Linked DNA regions of Homo sapiens: region 2 is linked to region 1. A link is a loop called in an ENCODE intact Hi-C map of the cell type or tissue named here. Cell type or tissue: ovary. All regions are shown on one strand. Links, peaks and the distances in the headings refer to the core of each region. The heading gives the core; the rest is flanking DNA.

Evidence for each region. A loop is a pair of places that touch in the nucleus more often than their neighbours do. Peaks named below come from ENCODE experiments on the same cell type or tissue, not always from the same donor. Only the 100,000 strongest peaks of a DNase experiment are listed, where the experiment ranks them.
Region 2: a loop joins it to region 1, with 2.1 times the contacts of the local background. A loop is called at or near these places in 6 of 110 quality-filtered maps.

What each region holds. Positions count from the first base shown.
Region 1 is chr9:16,406,285-16,418,196 of GRCh38, forward strand. BNC2 (basonuclin zinc finger protein 2) reads right to left here. Exons shown (of 7, transcript NM_017637.6): 7 at 3,219-11,912. LOC124902125 (a long non-coding RNA gene) reads left to right here. Exons shown (of 3, transcript XR_007061425.1): 2 at 1-203; 3 at 9,005-9,092. Among named protein-coding and RNA genes, the nearest start is that of LINC03041, 140 kb to the left of the region's middle. In ovary, for the core only: no CTCF peak of the experiment used is centred there; no DNase peak of the experiment used is centred there; H3K4me3 peaks cover 709 bases; H3K27ac peaks cover 4,335 bases.
Region 2 is chr9:16,348,869-16,361,593 of GRCh38, forward strand. No RefSeq gene overlaps it. Among named protein-coding and RNA genes, the nearest start is that of LINC03041, 79 kb to the left of the region's middle. In ovary, for the core only: no CTCF peak of the experiment used is centred there; no DNase peak of the experiment used is centred there; H3K27ac peaks cover 2,416 bases.

The DNA.
Region 1 (11,912 bases), core at 3,913-11,912:
AAGGTATAGTCTAACCCCAGAAGATCAAAATATATTGAACTTTTTTTGTAAAGATGATAACAGCCAAGAAAACAAAAATTGAAGTGAACACGATGATGAAGAGAGTAAAGAAAGATAAAGACAAGGCTGAAGGTGGCATTCATAAAAGTCCCAGCGCTGAAGGGAGAGGCTGTGCTTGAAGAAGAAAAAGTCTGCTAGCCACGGTAAGACAAATTAAGACGGGTTGGTGAGGATACTCTGAGGCAAAGAAAATTCAACGTTATCAAAAACCCATGCTCAAGTTAGGAGAGACTGCAGTAAAGAGAAACTTCCCTCTTGCTTCCATGGTTAAAGGGTGACTTAGAGTTCCTGCACTGTTTCATTAATATACAAGTCGAGTGTTGCTAATACCAGTGGGGATGACAGACAGTTTTACTTTGTGAATTTCTGGTTTCTAATGATGCATTTGAGCTTTATTTTTTACAGCTGTCCTTGTCTTAATCCTTTACTTTTTTCTCCCTGGGGTTTAATGGTTTCTAGTTACATATCAGCATTTTAAGCAGCATGTTGCCCGTCAGGCAGCACAAGGCTTCTGATGGTTATGGCATTTGGGTCACCACTAGTTCTCTGGAAGGACAAGTGCTCCTGTGAACAGCACAGCAAACTCCCTCGTATGATTGGAACACGGCAGCGCAGGTTCAGGGCGCATGCTAGAAATCCAACCAAATGCCTTTTGCAAACAGCAGCTCAATGAGGATTCCTGCCACGAGGCAAAATGCTTGGAAAGTTACTATGCGCTGGCATCACTGGGTTTGGGGTCAGCATGCTGAAACCGGGACTCATTATGTTCCTACCATGCCAACTTGGTGCAATTAGCCTAACACGATAATTTCCTGAAGCCATATGTTGATCTTTAGGGGAGGTAGGGGAGGGAAAGCTTCATACGCCTGATGGCTCTAAGCTCTGACTGGCATGTCCCAGCTTCCAGCAAATTTCTGTAAATCAAGATAACACACAGCAATCAAAGATGAGGTCGGATGGCCAGCCTGGACAGAGAGAAAACTTAGAGCAGGGTTATGTACTTGTTGCAGAGAGTGGGGCTTTTTCTTTTCTTTCCAAGGAGGGTTTCAGAGAAAGGTCATAGGGGTAGCACTGTGTGTAAGGCTGTTCCTCCCCACCCCGCCCCCACCCAAATCAAATCAACAGAAGGACCTAGAATACAATAAGTTATGTTCCAGGGCTGCATGGCCTGTATTCCCATTGGAGACCTATCAATGTGAACTAGCACTGTTGGGAAATCTCCTCAGCTACCCCTGTTAATCAATACCTCTGTTCATTATACAGCTTTGATGAATATGGCTAATGATTGGGTGCCCAAGAGTCAGGTGACTAAAAATAACTGCTCCTTACTGAGGATCTATAGATTTTCCCCCCAGTATTACTTCAGGCAATTCAATATTCTCTGCTGCCCCTCTCCAAGCCCCCACCAATGCGATCCTCTCTAGTCTTCATTGATAGGTCAGCTCTGGCCTCAGAGCAGCTTTATTAAATTAGTAGCACTTAATCTACTGTCATATTGTCAACTGACACAGGGCAAACTAGCAGGCGGCAAGCCTTCCAGTGGCTCAGGAGAGCAAGTTGCCACAACCCAGGCAGTTTTGACTAGCTTTGTGCCAAGAGCTGCCTTCATGGGTGTCTCTTCACTGAACAGGAGTATTTCCATCATTTGATAGCATTTAAAACAACTTTTTTTTTTTCCTAAGGAGAAGGGGGAGCTATTCGAGGGAGAATTCTTGCCGATTACAGACTTATTATGACAGATGAAAAGATCATAATTATACTTGGATTCCCTGCAGGAGTGCCTTAACACATCTGTGACATCTAATAACCACATGCCTCAATGGGAGGCTGACTTTTCCAAAGTTGCTTAACCTTTCATTTCTTTGCTGTCACCGAAAACCCATCTATGGGTGCTCAGAGAAATCAAGGAGGGAGACACCATCAAGGCTAGGTGGCTGGCATCCCTGATGCTTTGGGAGAGACACTCAGTCAGTGATACCTGAGCCTGGGTAGCTCCCTACTGGGGGCCTGAGGGGTACAGGCAGCCTGTCCAGAGGCCTGAGGCCAGGGCATCGCTCTAGAGTCCAGGTAGCTTAGGTGTCTGCGTTAGAGTCCAGGGAAAACTGGAGAGGTGGGTAGGACAACCTGGGGAGATTTGAGCAGATCTGGTTCTGCAGATGAACAGACAATACTAAATCGAAGGGGAGATTTCAGCAAAAGTTATAGTCTTGGTTAGTCTAATTTTTAACTTGGATTGGTTTAAGAGGTGGGGGTGATATTAAACACTGCTGAGTTGAAAGCAGTTTTTATATAATTTCAACTTTTATCTTAGATACAGGGTGAACATGTGCAGCTTTGTGAGATGGGTGTATTGTGTGACACAGAGGTTTGGGGTACGAATGGTCCCATCACCCAGGTGGTGAGCACAGCACCCAATAGGCAGCCTTTCAGTCCTCGCACCCCTCCTCCTCTCCCCAGTGTTTACTGTTCCCATCTTTATGCCAGTGTGTGCCCAACGTTTAGTTCCCAAAACGCACCTTCTCTACGCTTCATCCCATAGTCCCCAGGCAGGACGACAGGAGGAGGAAATGTTGCTGATTATGACATCTTTCCATCTGCCAGTTTTATTTCTAGATTATAACAAGGACAATTTGTGGAAAGTTGCTGCCAAGAGACTATAAACTGAAAGACAAGCATTCAGTGTGAAAAAATATGAAGTCATCATCCTGGTGGCTGCTGTCCACAAATTTGAAAGGGTTGGGAAGAAAATTTATTTTTGAAAAGCTCAGGTGCAAAGACACCTAAGTTCTTCCTTTAGTCTTCTTTTCCTCAAAAGAGCAGGGGCAAAGGCTTTGGGAAAAGGACTTCTGGAAAGTCACAGAAAAGGCATCCCTGATAGCTGTGGGAAGGAAGATGGAGGGCAGTGTCTGCTGTGCTCCATTGGGAGCGGCCAGGACCTCTGCAGCTCTGACCCAGCTTTGCCATCTGAGCAAAAGATGAGCTTGGTCTTCCTGAGAAATCTATTAAATAATACAGTGGTTGAGCTTGGCTCTGAGTTCACCAACAAGTGTGCTTAAATAAGGTGAATTACACTGTGAGCTGAAGGGCTGCTCGGTGTATTTTGTAAAGATCTACTGGAGCGTGTGGAGGTTTCTTGAAATCAGAAAGGTAAGAAGAGATCAGTGACTGATAAATCTTTAATATAAAAATTGTACAAGAATTTTGATACAAATTACAAGAGGTATTTGGACAAAATATGAATAAAATTCCATTTACATCCCCAAACCCTTATGCATTTTATGCAAAAGACATACTGTAGGCAGTTATAGTACAGAAAATACAACCAAAGTAACAGCAAATTAAAAAATTTAATTACCTTAGCCTACCAATAAAAACAAAAAGCAAAACAGAACAAAACAAAAATAAAACCCTTGTTCAAGGTACATACAGTATTTAGGAAGCTACCAACGTCACAATGATTAGATCAGGGTGATGCACACTGTCCCATCCCTTGGTGCAGTTACCTTTTGAAGTACAGACTTTGATTCTGCGGCAGGCTTATTGCAAGAGACTGGTTTTATGCAGATGAGAACAATATAAACAAAAAAAAGGAATAAACAGCTAAACTCTGGGAGAGGGAGAGGACATATCTTAGTGAAAATTCCTTTTCTTCAAGATATTTCAACTCCCTCTGGCCACTTTTGCTGTCAAATATGGAGGCTGAGTCCAATAATTTTGTTACTGGAGACACACCAATGGGTCTGGAGTAAGAAAGGTGTGTGTTCTCCCAGCTGTGTGAGGGATCTTGCTAGTTCTAAAAGGCCTAGTCCATCACCAGCAGGAGAGAACAGAGAACTGGCTTTCCCAGATCCCCAACCAGCCCCTTCCCCTCACCTTTGGGGAGGCAGAAAAGCAGCAAGGACTTCATGGAAGAAGCCAGGCAAGGTGTGAGGGGAGAGGGGAAATGGGCATTTGCCTCACTTGGAAACCACCCACTGGTGTGTCAGTCATCCTCATACTGCTGAGTGAGCTACACATGAAAAGCCCAGGTCGTCTCAAGCCCAAGTCTTCTCCCCATTTCTCGACCGTCCTCACCCCTCTGACCTTCATGTACCCAGGTTTAGCTCTCCTGCATTCTTTATACTGGCACTGGCAGGAAAATGGTGAGATTCTCTGCAGGGCAGCTGAACCAAAGTTTGCACAGGAAAGCAAATGCACCATATACTAGAAATCTTAGATAGTCTTATCAGGTTAAGATATAATACTAGAACATCTCATTCACTTAATTCACGTTATGCAAACCCTGGACAGGGTAGAACACGTTTCCAAAGCAATTAAAACCAAGATGAGGGAGGGCGTGTTCTACCTTCTTGCTCAAACATGATTTATTTTTTAAGGGGGGTTGGTGAGATCCGAAGAGCAAAGGGTGGGATTGAGAAAGACAATGGAAAAGTCAGAGGAGATTAAGATACACAATGAGAGGAATGGATTACTCTGTACAAAAACATGCAAAAATACTCCAAATTGGGGACTAGATTTAAAAAAAGAAACAGCCTTGGTGTATACATCTCAAGTGAACCTATTAACTCAGCACATTGTCTGGGAGCTCAAGAGCATCATACCTCATGAATCATGCTTCTCGCAGTGGCCACAGCACCGATTCACAGATGGGGTAGAGGATGCTTTGTCTCCTAGCATGGAAAAGGCAGGCAGTGAGGCTCCCACTGAAACAGTGCCAGGTCAGTTCACCTTGCAGGGACTGGCGCTTTCTCCCTCTCTTTTGAAAAACATATCCAGGGCCAGATGAATGGAGCTCTCTCACACACCCAGGGTCTCCCCAGAGTCACCTCTCAATCCTTGCATTCCATGACAGAAGTGGGCAGAGCCAGTTAATAATTGATGGATTTGCCATCTTAGCTGTGCATTATCTCAACATCACATTTGGCAACAGGAAGCCCTATAAAATCTTGGTATAGCACTTAGATACTCTCTCTTCAAGAAATATACTTTCAATACTATCTACTTCTCTCCATTTTTCTTAAAATACTTCTTTCTGCTCTTCCTTCCCTTCAAAGATTCTTTTTTAAAAAAGTGAAACAAAGCATTAAAAAAACTATTACAAACGTCCTTAAGCATCCCTGGTATTTTAGAGTTAAGGGGAGAAAGCTAGTATCAGCGAGCAGAACTTGTGCAATTTTGGCAACTGGTTTTTCAATTAGGATTCTATTAAGATGTCTGATAAACGATTGTAACATATACATACTGAGGAACTTAAGAAGTATCATGTCAACTAATTGCCTTTGCTCGAACCCAAGAGTCCTTGCTCAAAGTGCTTTTCTTCCCAGTCCCCACACTGGTTCATGAAATTATTTAGCACAGATTTGTCAACATAGACCTGTTACATTGTCTATCCCTAAATCTGCTGCTGTTCTCTCCTTGCTAAAGTTCATATGGAAGATGATACCGATACCTGCACGTGTCTTACCTGGCTGACTAATATCTTACTGAAATGTGACTGTTTGTAATGGGGCCAACTATCTTCTCTGAGATGCGCTGCGGGAAGGTTGGAAGGAAGCATGGCATCCCCTAGTCCCAGAAAGAAGACGCTTGATAGATCTTGCACTTCATTTAGTCACTAACTAGTCACTTTCCAACCATCATTTGAGTATTTCAATATACAAAAATAGCAGCCAATCTTTGGGCTCAGGGCATTTTGGAATATAACATTTTCATGTATTCTTCCTTTGTACCTTTGGTCCCCATCACTCGATTTTCTAAAGCTCCCTGTACTTGTACTTACCAAAGTTCTTCAAAGTGGAGAATTTACCTTTTACTCATAGGGTGGTCCTTGTTTTAACGATTAAAGTCAAAAGCCTGACGCCATCTTTTTTAGATTGTCAGTCCAGTTTGACAAAAGTTAATCTATCATGTTACACTATGGATTTGGAGGGGTCATTGAAAGATGCATTTGTACACCTACGTCCATGGTTTGATGCCAAGGATAAGAAAAAAAAATGACCACTGTGCGTAACCAGTTTACAACATGTGCACTTTTTGAAGGGGAAGAAAAATATTTTAATCTTTTCCCTACAGATTAGGGGGCAATATAATCTTACTTATGCCACTGACTTGCAGGAAAATTTGCTCTAATTATAGGGCCACACCCATTACTCTCAAGATGGAATTGTTAACACTTAAGTTTTCAAAGAAGCAAAGGATGCCGTCACAGACAGCATCTCTCTACTGACCCTTTATTTAAGAAGTCATCTTGTTACTGTCCACTTAATAGCTGGAGAGGGCATCGAGAGGCAGCCTTGGGCTTCCCACAGATACAGTAGGTGTGTGTATGTGCTTGTATGTTAGGAGGGGAGAATAAGAGGGAAGGAGAGAGAGAGGGGAGAGAGAGAGAGAGAGAGAGAGAGAGAGAGAGAGAGAGAGAGAGACTGACTGATTGTGGATGTGTGTGTACATCAGGGAACTCGATGGGAAAGCCTAGCCCTTGTAGTCAATTTCTCCTTCACAAGGGGATAAACAGGCAATTACGCATCCTTTTATATTTGATGGCCAAGTGCTGAACTGGAAAGCACACTATTAGTTTGTGTCCCTTCAGGGCCAGGGCAATAAGTAGCCAGGAGAGCTGGGCTGAAGCAGAGAGGGTGTTGTCTGCTGTTAGTGTGACAGTCTTGTCAGCAGCGTTCACATTACTGGAAGGTAATAAAGTGACAAGTATGTTATTAGAAAGATACGAGGTGAAATTGAACTGAAGCTTCTTGCTGCTCAGCCCTGGCTTTTTTCTTTCCTCTTTTGTAATGGTCCACTATTTGTTACAGACTGAGCCTTGGTCTTCATATCCTATATAAAAAAGATTTTTTTTTTTCCTGCAGTAAAGGTCAAATGAATTTACAACAGCACTTTAGAGGAGAAGAATAAAGATAGTTTTATGACAACTATAGTATGTTGCTCCAAAAATATATATAGCATTATAATGAACAATAATGCTGATCCAATTCAGTGTACATGTAAAAATGCTTAGTTTTTTTTTTTTTTTTAACCTCCTGTTATTTGGATTTGGATTAAAATCATTTGGATTAAAAAAGATTTGGATTAATCTTTTGGATTAAAAGCATTTGGATTTTTCAACAAATGCCAAAAAGACAGTATGCCGAATAACATAGTTATTGCCGAATGAGCACAGAAAATCATTTTGCGCAAGATGTGGGAAGGATGAGGATGATGAAACTACACAAGGAAGGACGGGTATGTGGGCAACAGTGATGACAGATAACTCACTGGTCAGTTGTACAGCTGGAATTACACAATACTTTTTGAAAATGACCATTTATGGTGAGCAACACTCCAGCTACAGGAAATATGCGACTCGTCTGGGACAGATCAAACATGACCTTAGTACTAACGCAAACAAGACTACCACGTGTGGTTTATCTCTGAGGGAAAATGTGAAGAGAAGTTACTTACATACCTCATAGAACAGTAAATGAGCTCCCATTTTGATCAAGGTCTTTAGCCTAGTATTAATTACAATCATGGCTTTGTTGTGTTGCTACAGTGGCAAGCATGAGTAATGATCAAGAAAGGAACGATCCATGCTGGTGCCATTCGCACCTACTCCTCTGTTAGGATGAAAACGAGGTGTTACCACTGGCCTTTTCTATAGCCTTGCTGACCCCTGGCATCTTTCGGTTCTCAGGGGATTCCAGCAACACTTCCCACTCAAAAACAAAGCAAAAGCAACCAAAACCCCACAATTGTCGGCTCTTCCTGACCCCAAAGGAACTTCAGCTATTTCATGCAGCTGTACTTGCTTTCCTAACCCCTTCCTCAGAGCCGACTCACCTGGTCATAGGAACTCTGCAGGTCCCTACGATCAATACGCTCTCACCCACTGCGAGGCAGAGCTATGCCAGTCTTTTCTCTCGAGCCAACATTTCCAGTGCATTCATGATTTCCTTTTCTAGCTACCCCAAAACCAGGGCAGGAACCGACCCTCTACTTAGTTCTGATGAAAACACTGTGATCCCTCCAGTCTTTCTGGTATCTTTTATTGCTCATCTTACTCATTTAGATCCATCCCCAAAAAATAAACAATGAGAGGGAAAAGCAAAACCACCTAATTTAAATACTTCAAGTTTGGGAGAAGATAAGTGATTTTAAAGAATGAAATTCGTTTGTCATAATTTTAAAAAAGAAGCTCTTAAGAAAAGGGTGTGACCACAGGATGAAAAAAAGTTTCTTCTGGATGATTTGTTTCTTGATGATAGCAGATGTAGCGTGTCTTATGACAGGTGAATTTTATTTACTCTGTTAGTCAATCTAACCCAATGCTAACAGACCAGATACAAGTTAGGACTGCTCAGGTCAAGCTGTCAGCAGTTAGCAGCATGTCCATCTCAATCTGGTGACTAGCTTCTTTATGCTTTAATTGTCAACGGCCCTCATTCTCATTTGCTTGGCACATATCTGGGGTGTGTACAGAGAAAGGGGAAAAAAAGGTCACATTGTATTTGGTGGGAACCTAGTGCATAGTTTCTCCTGAGGAGAAGCCTCTGGAATAGCCCATTCTTGATATATTCAAAGTTTTTTTTTTTTTTTTTTCCTTAGAGCAATGTATAATAATGGGGCTGTTAACCAGTTAAGTGCCTTTCTCCTCTTACTGGAAGGGCCTGAAAATTCATGACCAAAGAAATAACACTATGAGGACAGTGGCACCATTGTGCCAAAAAGGTTTTAAAAAATGTTTGCCATGTTGAAAAGGAAAACATTAACACCTTTAAACCTTTAAAAGGCATCAGGCTGAACAGGGCAGCTGGACTAAGATCTGGAATGAGTTACATTGGGTTGACTTATTTAAATACAATTAATATCAGAACAAAGAATGCCAAGGATTTTTATCACACTTTTAAACCAAATTCCTCATTATCTATCCTTTTTTTCTCTCTTTCCATAGCATGCAGATATTCCCGAAAGCGGACTAAACCTGATATTTACAAAAACATAGTTTTAAATGATCAAGACAGTACAAGTTTCAACATCAGCTAGAGAACATGCACAGTCATACCGCCTAATTTTGTACCTGTGATAAACTCTGGCTAAAACCAATCACATGGGGAAAAGCTTGTCGGATGAACATCTACATCACTATTAATTTTCAGCCAGCATAGAATGCATGTGGCTTGAGAGAAACTGTTTAACAACAAAAAACTCCTATGAAAAAGCAAATGAGTAGGAATGGGCAAAGATGAGCTCCATGACTAAAACGCTGATCTCTTTATCCTTCCTGTTTGCAAATAAGCCATGGGATCACCATCTTAACTAGAATTCTAGTTAAGTCAAAACAAGACACTCAGGCACACACTCAAGAACGAGCAATACTTTGGAAACAGAAGAATTGTACATTTTATGATTTTCCATTGCATGTACTACATCCATCCACTCCCCTGTCCCTTTTAAGCAAATAGGCTTTATATTGGAAAATGTTATTTACTCATTTAGAAGGCCACCGTAACGACTGGGCACTTGAGGCACAAAAGTAGTAGCAAATAGGGGAGATACTTAAAAAGTGTCAGCTGTCCAGGACTTATTGCCACTTCTCTGACAAAACACAGGTGAACACATTCATGTTTCCAAGCAAGGGAAACTCTACTTCTAGAATCTCATTACTTCTGGACTTTTTCTAACTGGCTATACACATTAGCTTGGTTTGCAGCAAGTAACAAACATTTGTTCTAAGCCTGGTGCATTTGCTGATGTGACTGCCGACAGCTATGTAATTCACTCACGAGGGCTATCTGACCTTTTATTTGACATTAAATTAAACAGACTAAACATTGCTGTTGTACAAGATGAGTTCTAGTAACTCAACTGAGTGTAACTTTTCAAAGTTGCTGAAATAAAAATGTGTATTTATTTTCATAAAACTACATGTAGTCTATGCACACTGCAAAAGCCAGAGTTTCTATAATGTTTTGTTGGGATATTAAAAATCTTTTCCCACCCTTTTTGAATCTAACCATTTGGTAATGGGGCAACAGCACAACACAGAGAACGCTGAGAGGACCAAAATGTTTGCAAACAAACTTTCATTATTCTAGTTCAATCTTTCACAAACATACTGTACAGAGTCTTATATGGTATAAAACAAAGGAAAACATCTGTCTGTTCAATTTAACACAACACCAAAATAAAGCAATTAAGACTTTGGGGAATTCAAAGTACAAGAAAACAAAAACGATTATTACTAATTCCTCAGCTTTTTACCATAAACACTTGTCATTTAACATAGTGTTTGATATAGTTTCTTTTGTACTGCAAATACTTTTGGTCTTTCCTCCCCGTAGAACAAATGAAGAATTAAAATGGACCCCATAGCATCCTCTGAAGGAGGTGAAAAGATAAAGCTCCTAGACATAGCTAGCTTATCTTTAAGAATCTATTGTTTCTGAAATTTTCACAACAAAAATACTGAATCCCCAACTAATGATGCTTATTTTGGGAAACAATAAATACTGTGAGGTACAATAAATCCTACAGGAATAATAACAACAGAAACATATTAACAGTTTCCTTTGGCAAATTTAACGGAAGTGAATGCTGATGTGAACATAGAAAAAATAATTACAAAAACATGAAAAATGGAAACGACATAAAAGTTAAAATAAAGGGATATTTCTAACTTTTAGACTGATGAAAGAAATGTCTGAGGCCATTAAATGCAAAAAAGAAATACATTCTCTTTAAATTATTGTGTACTGTTTGACAAAATATTCCTTGTTTATCTCTTCTTTTCCCCTCCACTTAAAAAAAAAGGAAAAAAGAAAAAAAAAAGACAACAAAACAGTCTGCAATGCACACCCTAATGGTTTTGGCTGCAGACTGAACTTGAGTAAATATCATCATTTAGTCAGTATGTTGTGGTAGCTGAGGCTGCCGATGTGGTTAACCAGCTCAGGCAACATGTGTAAACATCGGAAACAAAACAAAACAAAAAAGGTTTGGAGAATAGTCTCTCTCCTCTTTCTCACTCTCAATTGCTTGGTTTCAGGCTTGCTTTCATTTCTCTCTGACAAATCGTGTGGGGAAACACAAAACACTGAACATTGAGAGATCCTGCTTTAAAACCCCCTTCTTCTGGCTTTTCAGAAAGGAGTGTTGCTCCATTCAAGTTTAGCACATGTTTTCAAAGCTTCCAAGTACTGCTGCTGTTAAATGCCTTTTGATTTTGTCTACCAAACAGGCCTGAATTATAGTACGACTGCAGAATTTGCAACAAATTAGACAGCCATACAACAGACCGACCCAGTTCAGAGGATTTCTTTTTAAAGGATAAGGGTTAGGGCCTTGGAAATGAGTGTTCGACTCTTTTACTGTATTCATCTTTGTTCCGTAGCGGGTAATTTGGGCTTTTGTATCCTGAAATATTATCCTGCCTCTGAAGAATAAATGCCTTGGCTGTTTCACACCACATAATTTTGTTTTCCTTTTATGTAACTTAACGTATAAGCAAGAAGGATGCAATGTTGATTCTAATAACATTCGGCACTTGAAAGAATCACCAAGTGTTTTTTTAAAAAGCGGTTTTCTGGTGGCCAACAAATTGGCCTGTGGTTATGTTGAGTGACTAATTGTATTTTCTTTTCTGGAAACTTGTGCAAAGTTGGCAGTTTTGTGTTAACACTAATACTTTGTTTGGCATTTGTGCCCTATACTGACCAGACCATTTTTATACAAGTGAATTTTTTTTAAAAAAGACACTTACTGAAGTATGGCAATAGTTTAAGGATAAAAAAGAAGCATGGTTATTACACATCCCCTTGTAGTGTATGAAAAAAAGTGCATGACGGGATTTATGTACTAGT
Region 2 (12,725 bases), core at 2,552-10,551, 59 kb before region 1:
AGTCTGACCTGAGGTCTGTCTGACTACTGGACTCTTCAGTTATGTGAATGAATACATTTTCTTCATTATCTAACTGGTTGTTTTAGTCATTTTCCATAACACAAGTCCTGACTAACAGTTCTTTGAGGGGAAAATGGAGATTCAGGGGCCTTTGGTCTCAACATAAGCCAGAAACAACAGACTCAGACTCTAGGCCCAGCCCAGAGTCCATATGTGTCCTAACTATGGGCACGTGATGTAGCTTTGTGCCTCTGCTGCCATTACCCTAGTGTGAGACTTTCAGTTCGGGAGGAAAAGAAGCAGAAAAGAGTCAGTCCCACAGGATGGTTGGCTCTGGGCTGCTAGCCTGGAGCTCTGCTTTCAGCATTTGGATCTCACTGAGGCACTGGGCAATGATGCCTGAGCTTTAATTAGTTACACTGGTAAAGGTCTTTGAAGGTGAAAATCGCTGAACATCAGTATTTTGATTCTTTTGAACTTAGGAGCATGTTATTACACGTATAAAATAAAAAATCAATAGCCACTCAGTTATCTAGAGTAAAAGTGGCTGGTTCACATATCAGCATATAGATATACAATTACTTTCACGTGACTGACTTTATATTTATGTATTTTAACAGATCCTATGGTAGTGTTTTCATCATTAGAATATTTTATTAGTCACCTGTTTTTCTACAATCTCCACTAAAAAGGAAGAATTTATTTCTACCCAACCGTTTACTTGTCAGTTTGTGGTTTATTCAAAATCACATTTGCAGAAAACACTCTGAATGAAAAACCACCCTGGAACTTAAGGACACAGGCCTCTGTTGGGGGTGATTTCCTTCTTCTTCTTCTTCTCAACATTGGTTAACATTTTTCTTCTAGATTAAAGGTGAAATTGATGGGAATTAGACTGTCTGCAAGCTGGAAAAGCAATCACTTAAATAATGACATTCAAATAGATCATTCAGTATCATGTAAATGTCAAGCGTGAGGTCATTTTTCAAAACAACACCTTTGTTCAACTGCGTCAAATGCATAGACACACGGTGACCAGCCTTGGTGGACAGAGCCCCTCCTTCTTTCTTGCTGTTGGTCCCTTGAGCAGCAGCACCCCTCATTCAGACATACTCTGCTCTGTGGTGTGTGTCCGTGTGAGAGTGAGCAAGAGAGAGAGAGAGAGAGATGTGGGGGGCAGACAGACAGAGATGGCAGGGGTGGAGTCAGCCCAAGAAAAAGTGCCTTCACCTCTTCTTCCTCTCAAAATGATACCATTAATTTCTTCAGTTTGAGAAAATCAAACTTTTGTTATGATTAAGAAAAAACAAAAAGTGAGCCTCAAACACAAAGCAACTTCCATTCCTGCTCTCAGAATTTGGTCTTTAGGTCTTTAAGCACCCTCTTCTCTTTTCCTCTTTCCACCAGAATCACGCTGTCTGGTTTCCTACCTTATGAAATATTATCGATCAGCTTGAAATGAAAGTGGGCTGCAAATTAATGTCTGCAACATTGTCTCCCATCAGATGGTTGGGGCTGGAAAGCCACAGCTTTTAGGATGTTAAATATTTATAGTTATCATTTCAACCAAAATATGAACTTGCACAAAGAAGAATATGATGCAGATTGCTTTGAAAAAGTTTGCCTCATTTTCATGTCATTGGAGAAACTTCAGAAAAATAGGGCCCGTATGGATGTACACCTTGAATGTAAGCTTTAAAATACTCCCAGAAGAAAATTGCAGCTAATGACGGAAAAGAACCAGCCCGTCTCCCAGAGGAGTGTTTGCCACATCCCTGAGAAATGAGTGGCTCATTTAGATTATCCAATTTTCCACTCTTAAATCTGGTGGACTTCAGCAGGCTCTCAACCCTACTCCCCAATCATGGGGGAAAAAATTGTTCATCAAATATTATTCTAAAAATCATTGGTATGGATAATTATTACAGACAGCAATTGCTTTAGTTTTGTTATCATTATTGCTGGCATTTTAAATGCCTGAAGGCTAAATATCTGAGATTCATTGTTAACTATATATCTCTGAGCAACGACAGACTTGTGGCAGCTTGAAGATATTTTTGAACAAGGAATAATAGTACAGTAGAGATTGAAACTGAATCTCCTTTAGAATTCATGATCACAAGGAAGTGGTATTGAATTTACCTCCCAAGTCTTGGAAAAGAGCACAAGATAACATTCTGTTTTCTTAGGAATCAAAATCAAATTCACAATGTAGTTTATCTAAAAGTGAGCAGGTGACTTTAGGATCTCTGCTAAGGGACAACATATCAAGGATGTCCCTGAGACTTCACCTGGGTTCCAGGAGGAGCGGCACCATAAATACTCACTCTACCAAGATAAGATGGTTTCTGCCAGAAAGCACCTTCAAAACCTCTGAGTCCAAGGTTAAATAATTACTTATTTCCACAATTTAATCTTAAAAAAAAAAGGATTTATGTTAGCTAAGATACAAATGTTATCATGAAATTAAATAACTCTTATATAAGTTTCAAAATAAGGGAAAATAAGATCAAGGAAGCAAGATGGAGTAAAGACGTAGTTTTAGTCCCTAAATGTCTGCCATTAGGAATTCAAGGTTGGACTACAGGTGGGTCATAAAGTTGGCTCTGAGCTTCCTAGCAGTCACTATAAAGAGAGAAACATGAAAGGTCATGAGATGTAGAGTTTGTAAAGTAAAAATAAGCCAGTTGTTCAGAGAAGCAACATAGCCATTCCTGATGCCAAGACAATAAAATAGCTCTCCTGAGCATCCCTGGGAATAATAAATGCCATCTTCTGCAGCATCTTTGATCAGGGCAATGAGTTTCATAGTCTGTGTCTTATGAGATGATGAGACCAAGTTTTTGGTCAAGAACACACATGTGACTGGGCTTCCTAAGAAACTTTCAAATTCTATTTGTATGTTTGGGTAGTTGAATCAGACCTAGTCCTTCTGAGCATATTAGCCCATACACATTTACTCTTCCACAAAGCACACGTGCAGTTGAACAGATAGAACTTGACTGAGTTCTCCAATGACAACACTTTGAATGTCAGGAATTTCTGTAGTATGGACACACACTGCCTTTCAAAGTATATCCTCTGCAGGAAAGGGCGTGAAGCCCTCACCAAGAAGGCCATGTTTTTTGTGGAGACCCCGGTACCCCATTATTAATGGTTACCTTAATAAGGTAACATTGCCTGACTCTTATTATGATAAAATTATTTTGTCATCAGCCGTACCTCTAAGGTATTTTCCTTTTCCCGTCATGAAATGAAAGGGCTTTTCTAAGAATAAATGTGATCATTGAAATGCACCTATTATTTGTCTGCCAGCACTTTCCTTCCCTCTTGGATATCAGGCTACCCCTTTGGGGAAGTTGTTCCTTTTTCTTTGTCCAATCATCCATTTGTGGTTGGGGTCTAAAATTATAGCACTCTAGTCTCTTGCTACAGTTGAGTGGTCTAGGGGTCACATATGATCCAAAGTGGGCCAATCAGATTTCTTTCTAGGGCTTTTCAAACTGGAGCTAGAGAAAGCATTTCAGGCCCTCCTTGGTGGTGAAGTTGTTCTATACAGTCCTGGGAGCCGTCAACAGCTGCATTCCCAGCTGGGTGAAGGCAGCCAGTCTGCAGAGGAGGAGGTGAAGTCAACACAGAGGGAGGCAGAGACAAAGGACACAAAAGTAGACCTGGCAGCATCATGTCCCCAGGTTTCAAGGTGTCTCTTAGACCTTTTATAATCCTCCTATTGCCAATTGAAGTTGAGCTTCTGTCACTTGCAAAGAGAAGACTTTTTGCAAAGGGAAGACTTGTAAATGCTTCTACCGTTTCTCAAAACTCTTTCACCAAAAGATCCCCAGGTTTGTGTAAACTCAAATAAGCAGACTAACCTGAGGCTCCCAGGAATATTTCATATACATTCCCCAAGGGGGCCTGCTTGGTTAGGTGATAGTCTGTGTTCACACAGCTTATTCTCAAGGAGTGCACAAATAATTAAATGAAGATCAGGGGCAGATTACAGGCTTGTGAACATCAGCTTGGGCCCCACACTCTCCCACTGCCAGCCCCGGACTGTCTAGCACAGCTTTACTGTGTCACACAACAGAATCACAGGGCTCCCTGACCTTGGAATATTTCTAGCAAGTGCTTAATCAGGGCTGTTTGGCAGCCCATATGATTTAGAGACAGTTATATCTGAACCAGCCGTCAAACTAATGTTTTCATAGTCATTGTAAATTGGGACAGTCTCCCCTTAAGAATGGTATCTCTCCAACTTTGAGCTACAAAGTAAAAAAACGGGAGACCAGATTTTTGTGTTACACAATATGAGTTGTTTTGAATATGGAAATTCATGCTTCAGGAACCTAAACTGGAATCCTAGCAAACACATTTTAACTTGTGTAAATAGGGGTTAGTAACTATGAGCTGGATTTTTTTTTTAAGAGGCAAGATCTCACTGTTGCCCAATCTAGTCTTGAACTCCTGGCCTCAAGCAATCCTCCTGCCTCAGCCTCTCAAAGTGCTAGAATTACAGGCATGAGTCACCATGCCTAGTTAGGGAAAGCAGGATTTTTGTCAAAATCTACTACATTTAATTGATTCTAAAATGCTGTATAGAATGTGATTGACAGTGGATGGGGTATTGTAACTGGCAGGATTTTTTCCATCTCAGTGATACACAAAATGATAAAATATCCTATAAGCAATGGCATGTTTTCTTTGATTGCATTAAACAAGAAAGGCATATTTTAGTTATTGTGGTTTTTTCAAGGATGTATCACAGTTACTTCCTTTGCTGTCACCAAAACTTTGTGTTGTAGGACTACTTTGGGGAGGCTCAGGTGTGGGCCTAAAGTGCCCCAGCAGTTATTGGCGGAGCCCAGCTTAGAACTTGGTGTTCTAGAATTCCATACAGCATTCTGCACTTTGTATCAGACTCCCAGCAGTTCCAGATCAGAGGCACACACAACCAGAGCTCCCCATCCAACCCCAAACATATTTGCTTTCACCATTTCCAGGCATTCCCAATAAAATTGGTGTTAAGGGAAGAGAGAGAAGGAATAATTGACAAAATAAAGGAACCATTCTCTGTACCCCAGAAATACTGCATATTTGGTAACAGTGTGGGGCATGTATACATCCCCATCAGGTTCAAACCTCACTGTCCTCTTTCAGAGTCCTTTGTTGAACCCCAGGACAAGAAGTGAGATCGGTAAGTCTCAGCCTATGGTGCACATAGCTACTTGCTCCACTCTCTTTCTTATTGATTCTGTATGCTTCATGCAGAACAGTCCAGAAAGCCACTACCAATCCCACACAGCCCGTGAGATGAAATATTTTTGCATGAAACACTTCAGCATAGTCTGATCCCTCAACCCTTTATAATCTGGATGCAACCTCCACTTCCCACTTCATTGCCTGCCATTTCCTTATCCCATGCCATAGTCAAATGGAACTACCGACTGTCTCCAGGTATATGCCTCATTTTCAGTCACCCTGTCCAAAAAACTCCTCCTCTTTGGCATGTTCACTTGTGCATTCACAGCCCCACTAAACACACATTTTCTCCATCAGAAGTAAGCTGTTTGGGCTCTAAACTCCCATAGCATTCTCTCTGTTGTATTTATTTCGCATCAGATGTGAATTTGTCCCACAATACTAGGCTGCAAATAACATTCTGCTTCAATCTTCTTTCCCCCAAACAAAACTCTACTAATGACCACTAAGGGATGCATCTCTGGACAGACAGGCCTTGGAAGAGGTGGCACTGGTACGACGGTTTGGGGCAAGGAGTCCGGCAGCCAGCACGACAAGCCTCAAATTCCACCTTGGCTACTTACCACCCATAAGACCCTGAGCAAGGGATCTGACTTATTTCTTACTGATGGTATTTTAAGTGGCAGGATCATCATCTCAATATCATCATCTATAAAAAAGGGAATGATAATGGGACCTGTGTGAGAGATTCACTAAAATAATCTACAAAAGGGACTTAGCACAGTGCCAGGCATGTGGTAAAGTTCCACAGATGACATTTATTATTAGTATTATTGTACTTTCCTTTAGCTCTATGTTCAGTCCTATGAGACTGTTAGGACTTAAATTATACCAAGGAAATAAGAAGTGGTCCATTTCCTTCATCTTTGGTGGTGGTCATCGTGGTCCCTCTACTGTAGGGTGCCACAGGGGAGCGGGAGCCCTCTGCCACGGGCTGGGCTCTGCTACAGGGGGCATATTCCAGAAGTGCATCCCACAGGACTCAGTGTAGCCACAGCCCACTCCCCACCCTGAGCTCCTGGAGCACAGGAGCCTAATCCACAACCCAGAAACACAGGGGTTGCCCTTTTAGAAGTCTTACCACCTGGCCCAGGAAGGAAAGCAAGGGAGGAGGGCAGAGTTTCTGACCCTTAGACCATCAATCCTACTTCCTCCCCTCTTGCCACCTCCCACACTCCCTGCCCAAGCCCTAGCCATGCTTTCCCCTCCTGGGCAAGCCCCACTTAAGTCCTTGATGGTCCTACGTGGGGATCACACCCTAGTTAAAAGACTTAGGGGTTGATGGGAGAAATTAGGTTCTCATCCTTTTGAGCCTCCTACAATAGCAAACATGAATATCTTGTTCGGTTATGCCGACGCATGGGTGTGCCAGCTGGGATTAGTGTGCTTCTCTCTGCTACTAGATGGTAAGCTCCCTGTGGGCCATATCAGTGTCAGATTCACCCAGCTCTGCCTCTGTCTTGTGCACAGAGTCCTTATTCTGAGAATCTGCAGGAGAAAATATCTGGGGGTACTAGACATTCTATTTCCCCTTTCCCTGTGGCCTCTCCCCATCCCAAGCCACAGGGGACAAAATGCTGCCATTGCTTGCTCCCAGTGACTAGAGGCAAACTGGTTCCCTGTTCCTCCAGACCAATCTTAAATCCAAGGAACATCGCCTGCCATCAGTCCCCCGCCCCTTCCTCACCTCAACTTAATGAACAAATAAGGAAAGAAAATTAAAGCAAAAAAAATTAAACAGCTTCAGCTAAGATCAATAGAATTCTATAAAGCTCTGGGCTATGGTATTGAGTGAGCGCAGAGTAATCCCCTGCATATTGCATGTTAAGTTAACTTGTGAGAGAAATATGCTCTTTCTCAGCCTCGCACCTTCTCCTCCATGGTGAAGGAGGAAGCAGGGAACACAAATTAAAATAATGTTGATTTAGTTTTTAAAGGGAGTACCCAGGAGCATTTTCTGCATGGCCAACTGAAAACTCCAGCCCAGGCTGCAGAACGCCTCTCTCTGCACAATACAAAGAGAATATTTGATCCCCAGAGCTCAGCCTGCTGGTGGATTTTTATTTTGGTTTTGGTTTTTGTTTCTTTTATGCCTTCCTCTGGATCTCAAACTTTTAAATGCCGACTGGAAAATTCCTTTTTCAGCAAAAGGTCCTTGCTCCACTCCAGTGTGACTGTAGGGAATCATTAGTCCTAACACATAGCAGTGTGTGATCAGGGCACACCGCGCCAGGGAAGCAGGTGGGGAAGAACAGGCATGATGTGGGTCCCTGTGTCTTGTCATTGGCTTGGCTTCTCCTAGGTGAGGGAGAACTCAGGGAACCAGGTCATCGGGTTTGCTCCTGGCAATTTAGCCACCTCTTCAGGTCCTGCAGACACTCGCCTAAATTCCAACCAGGGAGCAAGCATCAGAAACCATTCATGCCCACTCGATCAGTCCTTCTGAAAGACAGGCAGCCAAGAGGCAGCCGAGCCTGGTGCCAGGCAACCAGAGCTTGAAGCAGGGGTGGTGGATTCAAGCAGACCTGTGGCCAAATTCCAGCTCCACCATTTACAAGCTGCACAACTTTAACCAAGTTAGTTAACGTTTTAAGTCCCATTTTTAAAACAGCAATCATAATACCTCTCTTGCAGAACAGCACTGGGGATTAAATGAGATGTATCATGTGAAAAAAAATACCTGGCCTAGAGTAAATGCTCAGTAAATGTTGGCTTCCTTCTAAAGGGTTGACCCTGTGCACCTGGAAATGGGCAATGGCACAGGGACTACACACCGAATTCTGAATTCATTTCCAAGTCTCCAGCACTGAACACATTAAACAAGAAAAGCTGAGTGATGAATTAATGAATGGCCAGAACCATAGAGCTAATCCTTCATTGCTATCTTGCAAATAGTTTTCTCACATTATAAAATGAATTCATGCTTGATGTAGAGTTCTTAAGAAGTATAGATAATCAAAGAGAAGGAAATACAAATCATCCAGAATCTTGGCAACAAGAAACAGCTGCCATTATGGTTTCGGTATATAGCCTTCTGGGTATTTGTCATCATGTCTACAGAGATATAAATATTTGTTAAAGCAAAATGGAACCATTCTGAAACACTTTTTACATCACCTGTTTTGCTTATTTAACAATGGACCAGGAACATCTCTCCATGCCATTCAATTTCCTTCTATATGAGTTTTTAAGTGCTGAAAATATGACATTGATTCAATATACAGTAATTTATGTAAAAGAACTCCTTCTTGGATATACAGGCTATTTTCAATGTGTTCCTTTTATGACTGACTCTATAGACAACTATCTATAGATGAACACTTTAGACTTCTATCTTTGCAAATGGGTCTGAATACACCCTAAAAACAAACCTCTACAAATGGAATTGCTTGGTCCAAGACTCTGGAAAAATTTAAGGCCCACCAGAAAGGGAGATGAAAATAATGACATTGTGCAAACAAACCTCACACACAATGCTCACAGGTACCCGACCACCCTTCCAGAATAAACAGAGCCCTAGTCCCAGCCCAGGCAGGATGTTCAGAACTAGGGATGACCTTAGGAGCGGCCAGGACTGGCCACCCCACTAGGGAAGGGGATGTAGTGAATAACAGGGCCAGAATTAGGCCAGGTGCCCTCACCTATGGCTATTTGACCCCAGGCAAGAATTTTAATGACAGTGAGGCTCTGAGAACTCTGTAAAAATAAGGATAATGGTATTTTTCCATCTGCTTTGAGGCAGTGGGGGAGTTGTAAGGAGCTAATGAAAGGATATCTGTGAAAATGCTTTTCAAACAGCAAATGAAATTGGGGAGGAGCTGCTCTGGGGGCAGCTCAGGGAAACTGAGCAGTTTTCCCAAACCTCCAGAGACAATCTTCTCAGTGTGTGGCTTTGGGCTTTTGTTTGAAATGATGTGAATTCCCAGAACATCAGACACACCCACGGTCAAATGTAAGTAAAAAACACACCCAAGCCAAGGGTGCTGGGAATCCTGGCCCCTCTCGATTCAGGGTTATTCACGCTGGGTCTGCCCGCCTTCCTTCCTTGCTTCTTTCCTCCCTTCCTTCCACCCATGCAATCAACTGCCCTGCAGAATGTAAATTACAAACATCTCCCAAAGCAACTACCTGGAACCCTCACCCATTCCACTCAATGGCTTCTGATGGAGAGAGGAGAGAAAAAAGGAAACACACACAGGAATCCTTGCTAATTTATTCAAGTATTTTAGGACACTGGAGATATTTCCTGATAGCAAACAACTTTGCTCTTGGAGACCTTCAACAAAGATGGTTCAGGCTGCAGTTTCCTTCCTGCAGCCTAAACTTCAGTCTGGCACAGTGTTTGCTACCATAGCTCCTCCAGGGCAGATTCTTGTGGTAGGGATGGTGGGAAGTGGGTCAGAAGTACCCAAGATCAACCAGTACAACTGTTCTCTCCTGGTCTGTCAGAGCAATAAGGCTCTGGAGTTTAATGTGCTTGGCTCTTCAGGAGTGTCCAGGGGAAAGGATACAGTCATGGCTTCTTAATTTCTGTTTCTGATTGGGCCAGTAAAGTCCCTTCCTCATCCCTCTTTTCTGCTTATCACTAGAGACAGAAACTAAAAACCATGGCTTCAGGCTACTAAAAAGCCTAAAACAAAACAGAACCACCACCACCACCAAATAAGGCAGGTTGGACAAGCTTGCAAAGAATCCTAATTTGCCAACCCAGAGGTGGTTTCAGCTGCAGTGAGGACACAGGGGAGCTCTGATTGAGAAAATGCACTCATCCGCAAGAACACTTCCTGTATGTGGGGACAGGGAGAAGCTGTTGGGGGTGCAAAGCTGTGAGAGGCAGCGTCCACCCCAAGGAGTGTTTAAGAGTTTGTACCTTGTGGTCAGAAAAGGCTGGGCCTGAACTCCAGCTTTGCCACTGCTGTATGCTGCACCTTGGATAAGATCATTAACTTTGTTAAGCCTACATAAAATGGGAATAGAGCAATTTACCTCTAAGAGCTTGATATGGTTTGGCTCTGTGTCCCCACCAAAATCTCATCTTGTAGCTACCATAACTCCCATCTGTTGTGGGAGGGAGATAATCGAATCATGGGGGCAAGTCTTTCCTGTGCTGGTCTCATGATAGTGTATATGTCTCCTGAGATTTGATGGTTTTAAAAATAGGAGTTTCCCTGCACACACTCTCTCTCTCTCTCTCTCTCTCTCTCTCTCTCTCTCTCTCTCTCTCATCTGCCAGCACGTGAGACGTGCCTTTCAGCTTCCACCATGATTTGAGGCCTCCCTAGCCATGTGAAACTATAAGTGCATTAAACCTCTTTCTTTTGTAAATTGCCCAGTCTCGCATGTCTTTATCATCAGTGTGAAAACAGACTAATACAGAGCTGTTGTGAAGATAAAATGAGATGATGTCAATATAAATGAATATATTGCTGTGACAGACATTATTCTCAACCATAAGCTTTCAGCCCACTCACCTTGCACCCCAACTCCTCCAGCAGTGCTATCTTGGCTGAGCTCAGAGCATTATCAGTCACTTTTTAGACATTAGAAAAGTTTGATTCTCAGAAATCAATAAAGTTCAGATTCTCCTAACACTAAAACTTCAATTTCTCATCCAATTCAAAGGCTCTCTCTTTCCCCAGCTCAGGCCTACACCAGGCTCAGTAACCTGCAGTTGGGAAGCGGGGGGCTTTTCCTTACTCTCAGTCCCTCCTCCACTTCCTCTGGCCTCTCCAGGACTGCAGCAGAAGGAAGGAGGAAAGGTAAAGGGTGGTCTTAGACAGTTCAGACTGCTATAACAAAACACCATAAACTGGTGTCTTATAAACAACAGAGAATTTATTTCTCACAGTCCTGGAGGCGGGGAAGTCCAAGATCAAGTCACTGGCAGATTTGGTGTGTGGTAAGGGCCTCTTCCTGGTTCACAGAGAGCTATATTCTCACCGTAACCTCACATGGCAGAAGTGGTAAGGGAGCTCCCAAGGCCTCTTTAAAAAGCGCACTAATCTCATTTATAAAGGTTCTGCCCTCATGACTTAATTATCCCTCAAAGGCCCCATCTCCTAATACCATAGCACTAGGCATTAGGTTTCAACATATGAATTTAGGGGACACAAATATTTAGTTTATAGCAAGGACTAAAATGGTCAATTGACTTAGCTGCACTGTGAAGATCTGCATGAGGCCCTGTGTGTGGCAGATGGCCAAACCCTGACTGTCACCCACAGGCACTTCAGTGCCTTCCTCTACCTCCATGGAAGCACCTCCTCCCCAATCCCACCTCTACCCATGTGGCTGAGATTGCCCTTGGAAAGGCCGTCCTCTTGGGCATAGCCCTATCACGAGGCCTCTACTCTTAAGACTGCCCATCCATAGCGTCCACTTAGCTAGTGGGAAACTCAGCATCCTCACCCCTCCAATCCTGACAGTGTGTGACATGCCCACCTCAGCCTTTCTCCTCATTCTGCTAACCTTCTCCTTTGGACTTTTGCAGTTTCAGTACCTCCATGTGCCAGAGGATGCGGATTAATTTTGCCCAGAATTCTCTCACCATGTCTACTCCCACAGCAGCTATGGAAGTGTCTAGGTGTTTCTTCAGTTCCACGATCATTCAGCTAGAGGGTGAGGTGGAGTGATGAGTGAAATATCAGTCCCCTTCGGGCTAATCACCCCAAACTTGAGTTTTTCTGCTAGGAAATGTATCTCCCTCCACCAGGTAGCCCATTGTTTTCAAAGAGATGTTTACTCACTCTGACAGTACTGAGGATGACAGTGCTGACACTTATAGGCCCTCACTATGAGCTAAATACTGCTCTAAGAATTCTAGATGTAGAACTGCCTGGTCCATATATAATAACGCATTTAATCCTCACAGCATCCCTATGAGGTAGATGCTATAGTCACCCCACTTCATAGGTAAGTAAATGAAAGTACAGAGCTAAGTAATTTAGCCAAGATCTTGCAGCTAGTAGTAGCAGAGAGGAAACTTGAACTCAGACTCTCTGGGCTTTAGCTTTTGGACCCTAATCACAAATTCCTATTTCCTCTCCGTCTTTCTCTTAAGTAGAAGTGAAGAATGGACTAAAGCATCTGAAAATATGTTAGTCATTTTTTGGCATGTGCTGCAAATGTGTCTAGTACCCATCTTCAGAATGCAGGAGTATTTGTCGCTCTGTTCTCAGCTTTCAGTCAACCAAAATTCCATAGACAATAGTCAAAGTTCCATTTAATATACTGTTACATATATAAATCTCTTAGAACTTTGTCAACCATTCATCAACAATAAATGGAAGCTTCAAAGCTAGGGAGCTCATGGCCTGAAAGGGAGAAAAATAGCCAGGAAATAGAGCATCATAATACAGTATAGACGCTGTAGTATATAATTTTGTGTTATGAATTCCACAAATATTTATTAGAAACCTATTATGGGCTGTTAGGGGCTGAGGATATAATGATCAAATTGGATGAGG